Linked DNA regions of Homo sapiens: region 1 is linked to region 2. A link is a loop called in an ENCODE intact Hi-C map of the cell type or tissue named here. Cell type or tissue: prostate gland. All regions are shown on one strand. Links, peaks and the distances in the headings refer to the core of each region. The heading gives the core; the rest is flanking DNA.

What was found. Peaks named below come from ENCODE experiments on the same cell type or tissue, not always from the same donor. Only the 100,000 strongest peaks of a DNase experiment are listed, where the experiment ranks them.
Region 1: a loop joins it to region 2, with 5 times the contacts of the local background. A loop is called at or near these places in 75 of 110 quality-filtered maps.

The regions. Positions count from the first base shown.
Region 1 is chr10:23,311,301-23,319,601 of GRCh38, forward strand. All of the region lies in intron 4 of C10orf67 (chromosome 10 open reading frame 67), which reads right to left. Among named protein-coding and RNA genes, the nearest start is that of C10orf67-AS1, 29 kb to the right of the region's middle. In prostate gland, for the core only: a CTCF peak has its summit at 3,674 (motif pointing right); a DNase peak (open chromatin) is centred at 3,701.
Region 2 is chr10:23,698,239-23,706,539 of GRCh38, forward strand. It overlaps a transcript of KIAA1217 not described here. Among named protein-coding and RNA genes, the nearest start is that of OTUD1, 260 kb to the left of the region's middle. RefSeq lists an enhancer at 4,725-4,774. In prostate gland, for the core only: a CTCF peak has its summit at 4,854 (motif pointing left); a DNase peak (open chromatin) is centred at 4,843; H3K4me3 peaks cover 575 bases; H3K27ac peaks cover 633 bases.

The DNA.
Region 1 (8,301 bases), core at 225-8,224, 390 kb before region 2:
GGTTCTTTCTGACAACTGTCAAGTTGACAGGAGCAACAGACATCCAGGCCTGAGGGCCTGAGTATGACAAAGTTCAATCAGGCTGCACAATTCACTTATCAAACACAGGAGTTTGAAATTCCAGCTTGGGGCCGGGCACGGTGGCTCATGCCTGTAATCCCAGCACTTTGGGAGGCCGAGGTGGGTGGATCACCTGAGGTCCGGAGTTCGAGACCAGCCTGACCAACATGGAGAAACCCCGTCTCTACTAAAAATACAAAATTAGCCAGGTGTGGTGTCACATGCCTGTAATCCCAGCTACTCTGGAGGCTGAGGCAGGAGAATGGCTTGAACCCGGGAGGCAGAGGTTGCTGTGAGCTGAGATCATGCCATTGCACTCCAGCCTGGGCAACAAGAGCGAAACTCCATCTCAAAGAAAAAAAAAAAGAAATTCTAGCTTGGGTTCAGTAACAACATCAAAATAGTTACTGCCTGCTGTTCAAGGAAAGTGTTTTTGGAATTTCAATTGTCTCATTAACTTTCTAAAATAAAATTTCTATATTTTGGTGCCATCATTCTCATTAAGGTCCCGGTGTTAGTTTGCAACATTTAAACTAGGGAATAATTACTCTGTGAACATTTAGATTGACTAGGACAATACTGGATGGGAAGCAAGTCAATTGCTTACTTCAAAGGCGATATATCAACCTTTTTAGATAATGAAGGTTTTTATAATAGAGATATTAACTTTTATCATTTAGTTAAGATGGTGTCAGTATTAACTTTCTTCACTCTAAAGTTAATAAGTATTATACTTACTAATTAATACATGTTATACTCCTTAATTAATATGCATTTACTCCCAGTTAAAGTATTAATATGCATTGGTAGGGAGATATTTTAGTACTTCCGTAAGACAAACTTTTTCCTGAAATAAATAAATGCATTAGTTATTCACTTATTTACTTATAACAGTGAGCTCATGGATTCCTATTTTACTCAAATGGTTACAATTCATAATTATCATTATTTATTTTGATGCATGGATTTTCCCAGATTGGCCAAGTGGAATGAAGGAAGCCCCTACCAGCTGACTCCTGTGTTCTGACATGCCTTCATAATTTTTTGAGCATTTCCTTGCTTCAGTTACGACAAATATTGCAGGTCCTTCTTCCATTTTCCCTGTCCCTGCCCTGGAGTTGGCTACTCCTCCAAAAAGCCCTGGTTTCTTTTAGTGTAGAATATCATTTAAATCTAAAAGCTGAACTCTAGGTGTACTCATTGCTATAGGAGTGTCACTGCCTCTAGGCGCTCTCCATAGACAGAACTAGGATATACATAAATGTATCTACACACTTATATATACACATTCACATACATCTATATAGTTGCATATATGTATCTGTGATGATTAATTTTATGCATCAACTTGGCTAGGCCATGGTACTCTTTTTCAAACGTTAAATGTTGCTGGTATTTTTAGATGAGATAAATATTTAAATAGGTAGCTCTGAGTAAGGCAGATTACCCTTCATACTTCCATCATGTAGATGGAGCTCATCCAATAGGTTGAAGGCCTTCTCAGAAAAAGACTGAGATTCTCTGAGGAAGAAGAAATTCTCCTAGAGGACTGCGTTCGGACTCAAGCTATAACATCAAGTCTTTCCTGGGTCTCCAGCCTGCTGGTCTGCCTTGCAAATTTCAAACTTGCCAGCCCCCATAATTACATGAACCAATTCCTCAAAATCTCTTTTATCACCTCCCCACCCTCTCTTCTCTTTCCCTGTTTTCTCCCCATCTCCCCCAAATATTCATTGTCCTTCAGGGCTCAGCATAGGAATCACCTTTTCCTAAAAGTCTTCCTTAACTATTCACCCAAATTGACAGAGAGTTATGCACCCACTGGGTACAAACCTCCAATGTGGACTGTAATTGCTAAGTTTATTATCTCTCTTGACCACTGGATTATCCACAATGAGTACAAGGACTGGCTCTGGGCCTGTGCTGGAAAATCAGACAATGGGTGGATGAAATGAATCAAAACGTGAGTGAAAGAACAGTTAAAGACCTCGACATTATGGATTGCCTTTATTCTAGGAAATTTCCACTAGGAATTCATGATCTATTTCCAGTACCATGGTGTAGGTCGAGATATCTTGACACTCTTCTTGATCATATTCAACCCTTTATTCAATAAAATTTGTCAAAAACCTATTACATGCCACGCAGTCTGCTGGGAGAAGAATACAAAGATGAGTAAGACTCGGTCCCTGCTCTGCAGGAAGAGTCTAGTGGACAGATCAATATGTACTGGGTAAATGTGATACAATTCACTGTAGCTATTATACAGCAGAGAAAGAGCAAGAAGGGACATTATGTGAAAATTCCAGGGAGGTGGTTAATAACTTGAGGAGAGCTGAGGGAAGCAGGCGACGGCCCAGTATTGTGGGAGGGTAAAGTTTTAGCTAAGAAGTGGAAACAGATAAAAGTGAAGACATAAAAGGACCTTCTAAGCCATGCTAAGGCACTTAAACTTCATCCTAAAGGCATGGAGGAAACACTGAAGGATTTAAACAGGGCAGGATATGGTCAGACTTGTGTTTTGAACGACCACCCAGATGACTGGGCAGACGATGGACTTAATGAAGACCAAAAGGGATAAGAAGGCACCAGCCACAGGCCAGGTGAGCAACGCTGACTATCGAAACTAGTTCAGAGGCAAACAAGACGTGGATTTAGGAGGTAAAAAAACTGGCAGGATGGTCAGGCATGGTGGCTCACGCCTATAATCTCAGCGATTTGGGAGGCTGAGATGGGACGGTTGCTTGAGCCCGGGAGGCAGAGGTTGCAGTGAGCAGAGACGGTGCCACTGCACTCCAGCCTGGGAGACAGAGCAAGACTCTGTTTCAAAAACAACAACAACAACGAATACCCAAACAACCAAACAACAACAAAAAACTGGTAGGATTCAATGGCTTACTAAATATGAAAGATGAATTTGTTATCTAGTGCTGCATAAAAGTTTTACCCCAAATGTAGTGGCTTAAAACACACACGTTTGGCCAGGCACGGTGCCTCACACCTATAATCCCAGCACCTTGGGAGGCTGAGGTGGTAGGATCACTTGAGGCCAGGAGTTTGAGACCAGCCTGGGCAACATAGTGAGACTCGTCTCTAATGAAAAAGAAAAAAAATTAAGTTAAAACACACACACACACACACACACACACACACACACACACACACACAAACTTATTATCTCACAGTTTCTGTTGGTCAGGAATTCAGGTAGGTCCTCTGTTCAGGGTCTCCCAAGGCTGCAATTAAGGTGGTGTCCAGGGCTTTGGTCTCATCTGAAGCACAACTGTGAAAGGATCTGCTTCCAAGCTCACTCAGTTTGTAGAAAAATCCACTTTTTTTTCAGCTATAGGACTAGAGGCTTCAGTTTCTTGCTGTCAGCCAGAGGCTATACTCAATTCTTTGCCACGTGGGTTTCCCCAACATAGCCTCTCACATAGCCAACAGAGAGACTCTAGCAAGACAGATACTACCCTTTTATGTAACATAATTACATACAACTCTTTATCTTTGCTGTATTCGATTGACCAGAAGCAAAAGTTAAATAAATTTAGAAACTTGTTCATAGCTGAAAAAAAAAGTACAGGTACTTGTGACCTTAACTGGTCTCCAGAGGGCAGCAGAGAGTCATTTATACTTGTCAATCTACAAAAAGTGTATATAGCACTTCGTTTTATTTTCAACTTTCCTCTGTTCTTCCTTATGACTAAGCCTTAACAAACTGGGCGGCCAGGATCTGGAAGGCTGTCTGAGGTCATGGATCAAAGTGATGCCAACAAGCCAAAGCAAAGATTCCAATAATGACTTTAATTTAATTTAATATAAACAATTTTTTCTTAAGTCAACTAACCACAATTAAGCATATTTAACCAACACATATTTATGAAAAACTGATGAATACGAAGAATTTAATCATTTCATAGCTTTCTACTCCTAGAAGTATAAAGCATATGGACAAAGAGTAATATTCATTATTCAGCTATATTTTTGAACATTTGATATACATTAGAAATAGATCAATGTCCCAGAAATTGTAGAAGACACAAAGAACTATAAGAGCATGTGTTTTTTGTTTTTTGTTTGTTTGTTTGTTTGTTTTGAGACAGGGTCTTGCTCTATCACCCAGGCTGGAGTGCAGTGGCATGATCATGGCTCACTGCAGCCTTAACTTCCTGGGCTCAAGTGATACTCCCACCTCGGCCTTCCAAGTAGCTAGGACCCTAGGCGCATGTCCCCATGCCCAGCTGATCTTTTTGTATGTTTTGTAGAGGCAGGGTCTCACTATGTTGCCCAGGCTGGTCTCAAACTCCTGAGCCCAAGTGATCTGCCTGCCTCGGCCCCCCACAGTGCTAGGATTATAGGCATGAGCCTGGCCAAAAGCATGTTTTTAAAAACCACGAAATTCTGACTTACTCTCTCATTATAAACAAGAATAATACCGGATAAGATAGATTAAATGCATCTTTTTTTTTTCTTTTAGAGACAGGGTCATGCTCCGTCACTCAGGCTGGAGTATAGCAGCACAATCATGGCTCACTGTAACGTCAGACTCCTGGGTTCAAGCAGTCCTCCCACCTCAGCCTCCTCAGTAGGTAGGACTACAAGCATGTGCCACCATGCTGTCACAGGATCCTTGGGGTGTTGCTTTGCCAGCCAGAAACCTCTGTGGTCAGTGGCACTTTTGCCTGAGTTTTGCCCAGGCCTGCTGTGCTCATTCCACCCGCTTGGCCGGGCAGGCTGTGCTCGGCTCATACTACCAGCCTGGATCCCATGCCTGCCAAGGGCAAGCCAGATGCAGAGTGACAAGGGGTGCATGAGTGAGTGCAGGGTCCAGCCACTACACACAGCTAGGCATGCCAGCTGCAGCAGGGCAGGCAGCACCAGGTGCTGACAAAGGTGCCAGCTCCCTGCAAGGCTGCAGCTGGACCAGGTATACCACAAGTGGCTTCCACTGCTGGCATAGGGGAACACAGTGGCACCTGGAAGCTTGGAGACACCAGGAACTGCAGAGCCCCAAAGAGGGTGTCACAACACTGGCTCAGGGAGCTCCTAGGTCTGGGCGCCCCCAAGGGCTGCAGCTCTTCTCTCCGTCTTGTTGCCTGCAGTGTGGTGAGCGAGGGGTGTGTTTCAGCCCTGTTTTTATTACAGCTTTTTTAGTCCCACCATTTGGTGGGTCCCAAGTTCTCGTCCCACACGCAGGAAGAATGAGATATGCAGACAACTGGAGGGTGAGTAAGGCAAAGAGGTGCTTTATTGAGCAACAGTACAGCTTGCAGGAGATCTGAAGTGGGTAGCTCCTTTCTGCAAGCAGGTCATCCCAGCATCTGCTCAGCTCCCAGCTAAGAGAAGACCCACAGTGGGTAGCTCCTTTCTGCAGGCAGGTCATCCTGATATCTGTTCAGCTCTTAGCTGAGAGAAGACCCCACAGCGAATAACTCCTCTCTGCAGGCAGGTCATCCCCACTTCTGCCAGAGTCTGGCTGAGTCTAGGGTTTTTATGGGCTTCAGAGGGGAGGAAGCTCATGCTGATTGGTCAATGGGCAGCCATAGGTGGGCCTGAAAAAAGCACCATAAGTTCTCACTCCAGTCTGTGGAACTGGCAGCCTGGCCCCCAGGCTTCAGGCCACCCCTGGGTTGAAGGTGGAGCTTCACCAGCGACACATCCCTTTCCACTCGGGAGCCTGTCGCTTCCTGCTGCTGTTCATGGTGCCCAGGCTGTTCATGCCAAGGGACACCTGCAGGCCTGTGCTGTGCCACCCTCAGTGCCCCCTTGGCCTCCCTCCCATGCTTGTTGGCACCCAAACTCTGGAGGGGGCCAAGGCAGCAGAGGGCTGGTGTGTCAGCACCATCCCAAGCACACACACACCTGGCTGGGTCATAACAGCGCCTGGGCTTGGCCACAACTTTGCTTCAAAATCAGAGTGGGTGCCAGGAGTGAGGAGAGGCCAGGCAGCAGGAGTAGGCACTTCCGAGCCTGTGGGAGCAGGGGGGCTTCCTAGGCCCCCAAGAGCACAGGGATGCCTGGGTCTGCAGCCATGGCTGGGCAGCTGCAGCTGCCTCTAGGAGCGTGGAGCTCCCCCATCACCAACTCAGAAGGTGAGCACCACTCCTGCTTGTTCCTGGCTCCTGCCAGCTTAGTAGAGTGTACAGCCCTGGCCATATCTCCCCTGCTGCAGCCGGCATCTTTGCAGCAGCTGCTCCAGACAGGCCACTGCTGAAATGATTACATGGTTTATGGATGAAAAATGAAGTGACAAAAAATATTTATTCTCAGTTGCATAACTGTTTACATAGAAAGCCCCAAAGAGTCTATAGAAAACTTATTAAAATAAACACAAGAATTTAGCAAGATTTTTGGTTACAAAATCAATATATATAAAACTGCTACAGATAATGCTCATTTTCCCTCCTTCCCTCTTTCTCTTTCTTCCTTCCGTCTTCTTCCATTAAATATTAATTAGGCCAGCACAGTGGCTCATGGTTGTAATCTTAGCACTCTGGAATGCTAAGGCAGGAGGATTACTTGAGGACAGGAGTTCAAGACCAGCCTGGATAACATAGCAAGATCCCATGTCATATATATATATATATTTAAATTAACTGGGTGTGCTGGTACATGCCTGTAGTCCCAGCTACTCAGGAGGCTGAGGCCAGAGGATCACTTGAGTCCAGAAGTTTAAGGCTACAGTGAGCTATGAGCACACCCTACATTCCAGCCTGGGAGACAGTGAGATCCCTGTCTCTAAAAAAAAAAAAAAAAAAAAAAAGACCCAAAAATAAAAAGCAAAACAAAGAAAAAAAAAAAACAAATTCAATGAGTCGGGAATTAGTAGAAGCACAGCAGGGATGGCCTATCTCTCCTCTGTAAGACCTGTGACCTCACATAAAAAGAGTCTACATGGCTGGCAGCTGGAGTCATCTGGACGCTTCTCCACTCATATTTTTGACTCCTGGGCTGGGGTGACTCAAAGGCTGGGCTCAGATGAGCCTGGAGACCCAGTAGTACCTACATGTAGATCTTCCATATGGCATGGGCTTTTGTCAGCATGGTAGCTCAATTCAGGGAGGGACAATGTAGAGGGGAAACATTCAGAGTGAATAAGGATGAACTTGCAAGACTTCTTTTGACGTTAACTTAAAAGTCACGCAGCTTCACTTCCTCCACATTCTGTGTTTATCAGCAAGTCACTAAGGGCAGCCCTGATTCAAGGGAGGGGAATCAGATTCCACCTCTTGATGGGAGAGAAACATTGCACAAGAGCAGGTAAGTGGGAGACAGTGTCACAGATGCCTTTGGAAACACAGTTTGGCACAGAGTCACAGAGATCGTTAGCAGAGCAATCTGTCCTGGGATGTTTTCAGCTGCAAGTAACTGAAAAGCCAACTAACAGTGGCTTAGACACTGAGGGGTTGTTATCTCATGAATAAGAGGCCAGAGGCAGGGCAAGTCCAGGGTTACTTTCATGGCTCCATGACATTACCAAGGACCCCTCTGCTTCTTATCTTTCCACCTTGCTACCTTCAGCACATCCAGAGTATCTCAATGTTTGGTTTCACAGTGGCTGCAGCAAATCCAAGCATCAGAAGGAGACATAAAATGTCAAGCAAAGAAAAAGAAAGGGTCTTCCATGAGAACCCTTTTTTTTCTTTCCAATTTTTGTTTTAGGTTCAGAGGGTACATGTACAGGTTTATTACATGGGTAAATTGCACGTCACAGGGTTTGGTGTACAGATTATTTCATCATGCAGGTAATAAGCATAGTACTCAATAGGTAGTTTTTTGATCTTCACCCTCCTCCCACCCTCCACCCTCAAGTAGGCCCCTGTGTCTATTGTTCCCTTCTTTGTGTCCATATGTTCTCAATGTTTAGCTCCCACTCATAAGTAAGAACATGCAGTATTTGGTTTTCTGTTCCAATATTAATTTGTTTAGAATAGTGGCCTCCAGCTCCATCCATGTTGCTGCAAAGGATGTGATTTTATTATTTTTTATGGCTGTGTAATATTCCATGGTGTATATGTACCACATTTTTTTTTATCCAGTCCACCGTTGATGGGCATCTAGGTTAATTTCATGTCTTTGCTATTGTGAGCAGTGCTGCAATGAACACACACATGCAGGTGTCTTTATGGTAGAATGATTTATCTTTCTTTGGATATATAACCAGCAAAGGGATTGCTTGGTCAAACGGTAGTTCTGTTTTAATTTCTTTGAGAAATCTTCAGACTGCTTTCCACAGTGGCT
Region 2 (8,301 bases), core at 209-8,208:
TAGTATATTTTCCATTATTGAGTATCTTGCAGATATTTAAGACATCAGAGCTCTAGGAAGAGTATTGTGATTGTGGATAATTTATGGTGGCTTAAAATTTATATTGTAGAAGTAAATGTAAAGAAATACTAAAAATGGTAGCTAAATGTTGGAATTCTTTAACCAAACATTGAGATGTTTCTTCTGTGGTAGATCTTTGATTTGGATTATTTCCAGAACTGCACTGTTAGATCAAATGACAATTTGAGTGAGTCTTGAAATTTGGCAAGAAGCACACTCTAGGAGGCAGAAGTTTATTTTGGAAATTTAGTTAAGGGACAGAAATGCTGAGGTTATAGGAATGTGGGGTCGTAGATTACCGAGTTTAGAAAATATCTGGCCTCATTTTGCAGATGAGAAAACTGGAGCCAAAATAGTGAAGGGTCTGCATTTCCCAGGATCACACTCAAATGCATGAGTCCCTTATGTTGTCGACCGTAGGCTTAAGAGAAAAATCACACATTCAGGATACCTAAATCCAGGGGCAGTCTAACGGATCGGCTATCCTATTTTTTTTTCCTTTTTGAGACAGGGTCTTGCTCTATCGTCCAAGCTAGAGTACAGTGGCATGATCTCTGCTTACTGTAGCCTCAACCTCCTGGGCTCAAGCAATCCTCCGATCTCAGCCTCCCAAGTAGCTAGGACTGCAAGTGTACACCACCGTGCCTGGCTACTTTTTGTAGGCACAGCCTCCTGCCTCAGACTCCCAAAGTGCTGGGCTTACAGGCATGAGCCACTGCACCTGGCTGGGTCTGCTATCCTTGAATTTGTCTTTTCTCTCATTCTCTCTGGCTCACACCGTCCAGTTGCTCCCATCTCTGAGAGCGGTCTCCCATGCCAACCCCCTACTTTCACTGCTCCTTCTGCCTGATCAGGTCCTTCTGAGGACAGGGCAGCAAAGGACTTGGTTGGGGTCCTGTGGCTCCCAGTTTCAGACACGGGCCTGGTCCTAGGCAGAGCTGTGAAGTCAGTGAAGCTTGGACTGGGTGTTCCCCACATCTTCTTTCCTACATGTGGACACCAATGTACATCAAAGAATCACAGTTTCAGACACAGAAGGGACTGCGAAGACCATCTGGTTCATTTTAGAGATGAGGGAACTTGGGCCCAGAAAACGTTCTGTAGTTTTCATGACACAGCCATGGTCAGGATCTCCTGGGTGGTATTGGTGCTCCTTTTGACTGCTTGTGCTCTCTTCTCCATTGGATGGTGCTTGCATCTGATCACTCCATAAAGTGAGCATGTGGACTCTGGAAGGAGGCACCTGTGTCAAGTTCCAACCCTGTCTCTCCCCACCTATGCAACTATGGGCAAATTACTGAAGTTGTCCAATACTTCCCTTTCTTTTTCTTTTCCTTTTTTTTAGAGACTGGGTTTCTCTTTGTCACCCAGGCTGGAGTGCACCATTTCAATCATAGCTCACTGCAGCCTCGAACTCTTGGGCTCAAGTGATCCTCACACCTTGGCCTCCCAAAGTGCTGGGATTACAGGCATGAGCCACTGTGCCCAGCCATTGCTTTCTTTATTAATAATTTTTTATTTGTTTTGTTTTATAGCTTAATATAATTGCTTTTCCTCCAGATCGTAAGTTTTAAGAAGGGAAGGAACCAAGTGTTTCTTGCTCACTACAGGTCTAAGACCTAGCATACTGTTTGGCACACAATGGACACTTGATGAAAATTTGTTGAATAAAGGAGTAAATGAATAAAAGAATGAGTGAGTGAAGTATGCATCACTTAGATAGAACTGGAATCTTAATCATGAGAGCCACAGCCTTCTAAAGATTCTAACTGTGAAGTACTGTTTCCTTTGCTAACATTACTTTATGGATAGACGTGACCCTAATATGCCTGCTCCCTGCTTCTCTCACTTATTCCTTCTCTCAGTAAGTGGCAGCCCCATTTTTGTCATTACTTGAGCCAAAAACCTCGGAGTCATCCTCTTACAGAAAGCATTCAACCCATTAACCAATCCTGCAGCTAGGCCTTCATTATGTAATCCCAATCTGACCAGTTATCACCACATCCCTTCCTGGCAGCCGAGACCAAGCTGCAGTCATATCCCTGAATTATTGCAGTGACTTCCCAACCTCTCTCTGCTTCCATCCTTGTACCACCCCCAAAGTCTAGATTCCATACACAGCCACAGCAATACTACTAACACATAAGGCAAATAATGTGACTCCTCTGCTTAAATTTTATAATATTTTCCCATTTCTCTCATAGTAAAAAAAAAAAAGCCCTTACAATTACAAATAAGATTCTACATGATCTACCTGCTCTGACTTTCTGATTTCTCTACAACTTCCCTCTTTAATCACCATGCTTCCACCACATTGCCATCTTCCTGTTCCAATAACACACCACACTTGCTGTCATCTAAGTAACTTTGAACTTATCTTTGAACTTCTCCAGATAACCTGCTTGACTTCTCCACTTCCTTCAAATGTTTTCTCAAGTTCATCTTTTCAATAAGGTCTTTCTTGGCTACACTATTTTAAATTACATCCATCTAACTTTCTATCCTTTTTTGCACTAATTTCCCTTTTAGCTCTTTGGCTATAAGAAATTCCATACATTTGATTCACTTCCATCTTTTGTTTCTCTCCCCTACTAGAAGGTAAACTCCATAAAGGAAGAGATTTTTTTTTTCTGTTTTGCTCATTTCTGAATCCCTAGTGGCTAGAACAATTCCTGCCACATAGAAGGTAGTCTGTAAATATTTCTTGAATAAATAAATGGGAATAAAATAGTACCTATATCATAGAGTCTTGTTATGATTAAATGAAACCATGCACATTGAGTGTTTAGCACAGCGTCTGGCACTTGGTACATGTTTATTTAGTATAAGACATTATTATTATGGTGTCATCTCAGTTCTCCTGGCCTTTTAGTCCCTCTTCTGGCCAGAATTGTGGTCAGAGGCAGAACTCTTCTAGAATCCCTAATACTATTTTTGGAAATGACTTTGAAGAAGTCCCAATGGCTGTTTACATCTGCTGCTGAAGATAAGTAGGAAATAAATGCATTTATCTCTCCAAGATATGGCATAATCCTTTCCGTGAAATACTTTCTGTCTTAGGGATGCTGGAAGGTTGCGGTTGTGCCTTTCATCCTCAGGGTGAGAGAGCCACATTCTCTCATGTCCATGCAAGTCGTCCTCAAATGGGTTGGCCACCTGTCTTGGTTTTTCACAACTTTCCTGTCTCTCACTTTTGGGTTTGCCTCTTGCTGGTCTTAACATAGCTGTTCTCACTGATGGCCTCCTGAACCAGCAAAGTTTAGCTGGAGGAGTTATGAGGTCGTATCAATTAACCAATGAAGCATTACATGAACAACAAAAACTAATAATAAAATGACCCCTGTAAAGCCCTCCCTAGGGCTAGTAATAGCCTGTATAAATAGCCTAAATAAATACTTCTTACTTGCTTAATAATAGCCTGTAGCTGTTTAAATGCCCTGTTGTCTGGGTTGATAGGATATTTTCACAGCTTTACCAGGACATTGTGAGCAGATATTGCGTGTACGTGTTAAAGTTTAGTACCTTATTACATTTATGTATAAATTAGCATACTATACAGATCGTAATTCCTACTAGCTCAAAGCAGTCAAATTTTAGAAGTTGACTCCACAAATAGCACCTTCAGTCCTGAGTGTTTACAATGGTTTTGCTTTACCAGAGAAAAATGTCATGTTGTGCCCATTTTTCATGCTAGAAATAGAAAGAGAGCCTTGGGTTTAGTACTTGTAGGTTACCAGGTCTTTTCTTAGCCTGCTCCATGACCTTGTCCAATTTCCATTAGATTACAGTGGCTTTTCTGGAGCCAGGAAAAGTTACTACAGCAGCAAAAATGGGGCCAACAACCTTAAAGTGCAGCATATCTATGAGAAATTCATTTTATTGTAACTGTAAAAGAGATGCAGACAGTACAGTTCTTTAGGGAAGAGGGAGAGAAGAGAAGTGAACAGAGAACTTGGGGTGGGTGGGAGGAATTTGGACTCCAGTTATAATCATACAATGAGACAATGAAATGAAAGAGGGAGTGACTTTCTAAGGGGTACACATTATTTTTTCTTTTGCCTAGTTCATAAACACATTTTATTCTGAACACTCTTCATAAGTAGGTTGTTGGGAAGTATTTTCTAATAGAAACAACATTATATGTGGAATGTAGGTTTCCAGCTGCCTTGGGGAAACCTATTTAATTTATGGCTGAGCATTCAAAAATAATACTATAGTTTGCTTTTTCATATGGGAAAATGAGTCTTAATTTGTAATTAATAAAATCTTAATTGCCATCATGTTACACCATGAAGATTCAGGTTGGGCATTTTTGTAAGTAATCTCTTCCTTGACTCCTTGCTAGTTTACTTAACAGAACAGGAGAATACACACACACACACACACACACACACACACACACACACACACAAATATATTGTATTTTGTTGTGTATGATACATATATAAAACATACTTATATAATCACTCTACTGAACAGACAATATCGAATCCACTTTATTTGCTACTTAAAAATTAACATAAATAATATTAAGTTAATAAAATGTAGCCTCCGGAGTAGCTGGGACTACAGGTGCATGCCACCTCGCCCGGTAATTTTTTGTATTTTTAGTAGAGACGGGGTTTCACCGTGTTAGCCAAGATGGTCTGGATCTCCTGACCTTGTGATCCGCCCGCCTCGGCCTCCCAAAGCGCTTCTGGTTGCCTTTTTTTGCCCTCTGTATTCTGGTCCCTCGGGCTCCTTGATGCAAAGTGTGACCAGCCCTCCCCCTAGTGGCGATTAGAACATCTTCCCTCCATGCCCTGGTTAATGCCAGGAACTTGTTTTCACCTGCTATAGTCCTGGCATGTGGGCTGGGCGCTTCTCCTTCTCAGCAGTCTCCAGAGATCGGGAGTGGAGACCCTCCTGGCGGTCACCTATATGTATAGAGCAGAGAGATGTCCCAGCAAAGAAAGTGCAGTGTGGGAGTGGTGGAGGGAGGATCAGAGAGACACTTTGAGTCTGAAGTTTCTTTTCTTTGCAAGAACGGGACATTGCCCTATGTACTTCCTGATCTGCACCTAGCTTTATACCATGGCGTCCCATCTGCAAATTCCCTGTGGACTAAAAATCTGATTGTAGGTTTCTTCCCTGTTCTCTGATTTCTGAAAAGTACAAAGACGACAAGATTTTCGGAAGGTTTTTATTTGAGATACGCTGGCTCTCTGCAGGGGGAAAAAAGCCCTGATTTGAACTGTTTGCCAATTTCTGTATCGTAAATATTTCTGCTGTGGCCAATTACAACATGACATCAACTGACTTAAAAAGTCTTAAAAACTTAACAGTTGGCTCTCGTGAATATGTACAAACTGGTCCCCATACTGCACTGTTTTCACGGCTAACAATGATGTAAAAGAAAGGGTATGTTTTCCTCTTATTCTTTCTCCTCCTCCTCCTCCCCTTTTCTTCTTGGTAAATGTAGAGAAAATAAAAGGTATAGATCAGGGGGTCAGCAAACTTGTTGTATAAAGGCCCAGAGAGCAAACATATTTTAGACTTTGCAGTCCGCACTGATTTTTGTCACATACTCTTTTTTATTTTTTAAAAAGTCCTTTGAAAATGTAAAAACTGCATTTTTGTTTTTGTATTGCCAAAGAGCAATACAAAAACAAAAACAGGTTGAGAGTTAGATTGGGTTTGTGGATCTTCATTTGCTGATCCTTGGAATAGAACATCAGGGTGGGTCTTTGGAAACCGAGGACTGGTGTAATATATACAATATACTATATATATATACACAATATATATGTGTGTATGTACTTTGTATTATGCACACACATACACATATATGCATGTATGTGTGTGTGTATGTGTGTGTGTGTGTGTGTGTGTGTGTATATATATATATATATATATATATATATATATATATATAGTGAGCTCAGTGGTAAATAAGGAGAAATATGACCCCAGGGCTTCTTTTTTTCTTTCCTTTCTTTTTTAAAAAACAGCTTTATTGAGATATAATTCTTATAGTGTACAATTCATCCATTTAAAGAGTATAGTTGCATTTTTAAAAACAAATTTATAAGGTCATGCAACTACCACCACTATCTAATTTTGGAACATTTTCATCTCCCCTAAAAGAAACTCCCCTACCCAGTAGTTGCGGTTCCCTTCTTACCTTCCAGCCTGTCAGCCCCTGAAAACTGCTCATCTACTTTCTGTTTCTATGGATTTGCTGATTTTGGACATTTCATGTATATGGAATCATAACAGTATTTATCCTTTTGTGATTGGCTTCTTTCACTCTGCGTAATGTTTTAACTGTTCATCTGTGTTGTTGCATGTGTCATTAATTCCTTTCTTTTTATTGCCAAATAAAAGTTCATTGTATGGATATACCACATTTTATTGTCCATTTATCAGTTTATGGACATCTAGGTTGCTTCCAATGTTTGGCTATTATGAATAATGCTGCTATAAAGACTAAAATACAAGTCTTTTTATGGGTATATGTCTGTATTTCTCCTGGATAGACCCCTAGTAGTGGAGTTATTGGGTGATATGATAACTATGTTTAGCATTTTAAAGAACTGTCAAACTGGTTTCCAGAGCAGCTGCATCATCTTACATTCTTGCTGTCAATATGAGGGTTCCATTTTCCTCACATCTTTGCCAATACTTAACTCTTTTTTTGAGGATAGTCATCTTTCTGGATTTGAAATGGTATCTTGTGGTTTTGACTTGCATTTCGCTAATGACTAATGAGGTTAGGTATCTTTTCATGTGCTTATTGGACATTTGCATATCTTCTTTGGAGAAATGTCTATTCAAATTCATTGTCAACTTTTAAATTGGTTTGTCTTTTTATTATTGAGTGAGTTGTTAAGTGTTCTTTATTTTAGGTACAAGTTTCTTGCAAATATTTTCTCTCTTCCTGTAGGTTTTCTTTTCAGTTTCCTGATGGTTTATTTTGCAACACAAAAGTTTTAATATGTTGATGAAGTACAATTATCTGTTTTTTTTCTTTTGTTGCTTGTGCAACAAATGCAGATTCATTAAGATTTATTCCTGTGTTTTCTTCTAAAAGTTTTGTAATTTTAGCTCTCTTAATTTGTCTACATTTTATTTTAAGTAAAGATTTTTGTATATGGTGTGAGGAAGGGATTCAACTTTATTTTTATGCATGTGGATATTCAATTGTCCCAGCAACATTTGTGAAAAGTAATCAAATTTTCTTGACAGCCTTGTTGAAATCAATTGACCATAAATGTGAGGGTTTATTTATGGGGTCTTAATGTTATTTTATTGATCTGTATGTTCATTTTTATGCCAGTACCACATTATCTTGGATACTGTAGCTTTGAAATAAGTTTTTAAATTGGAAATTGTGAGTTATTCAACTTTGTTCTTATTTTTTAAGATTGTTTTGGCTATCTCAGTACTTGAGTTTCCACATACATTTTAGGGCCTGCTTATCAATTTCTGTGAAAAAGAAAAAAATAAACAGAGAGACAGCGCCAGCTGGGGTTGTGGTAGGAATGGTGTTTAGTCTATAGATCAATTTGGGAAGTAATGTCATCTTAACAATATCAATTCATTTGATACATGAGCATGGTATGGCTTTCCATTTATTAAGGTCTTAATTTTTTTCAACATTGTTGCATAGTTTTAAGAGTATACATTTTACATAAATTTTGTTAAATTGATTTTTAAGTATTTTATTTTAAATGTTGTTGTAAATGGAATTGTTTGCTTAATTTGATTTTTGAATTGTTCATTGCTAGTATATGAAAACACAATTGCTTTTTTTTATATTGGTCTTGTGCTCTGCAACCTTGCTAAACAAATTTATTTGTTTTAATAGCTTTTTGGTAGATTTTTAAAGGATTTTCTCTATGCATGATCATGTCATCTGTGAATAGACAGTTTTATTTATTTCTTTCTAATCTAGATGTGTTTTTCTACCTCCCTCCCTTTTTTACTTCCTTGCCTAATTGTCCTCGCTAGGTCCTGTAATACAATGTTAAACAGAAGTAGCACAGGTGGACATCCTTGTCTTGTTCTGGATCTTAGAAGTAAAAGCACCCAGTCTTTCACCATTAAGTATAATGCTAGCTGTAGGTTTTCCACAAATACACTTTATCAGGTTGAGGAAGTTCTCTTTCTCTTCCTACTTTGTTGAGTGTTTCTATCATGAAATGGTATTGGATTTTTTGAAATGCTTTTTCTGTATCCATTAAGATGATTATTTGATTT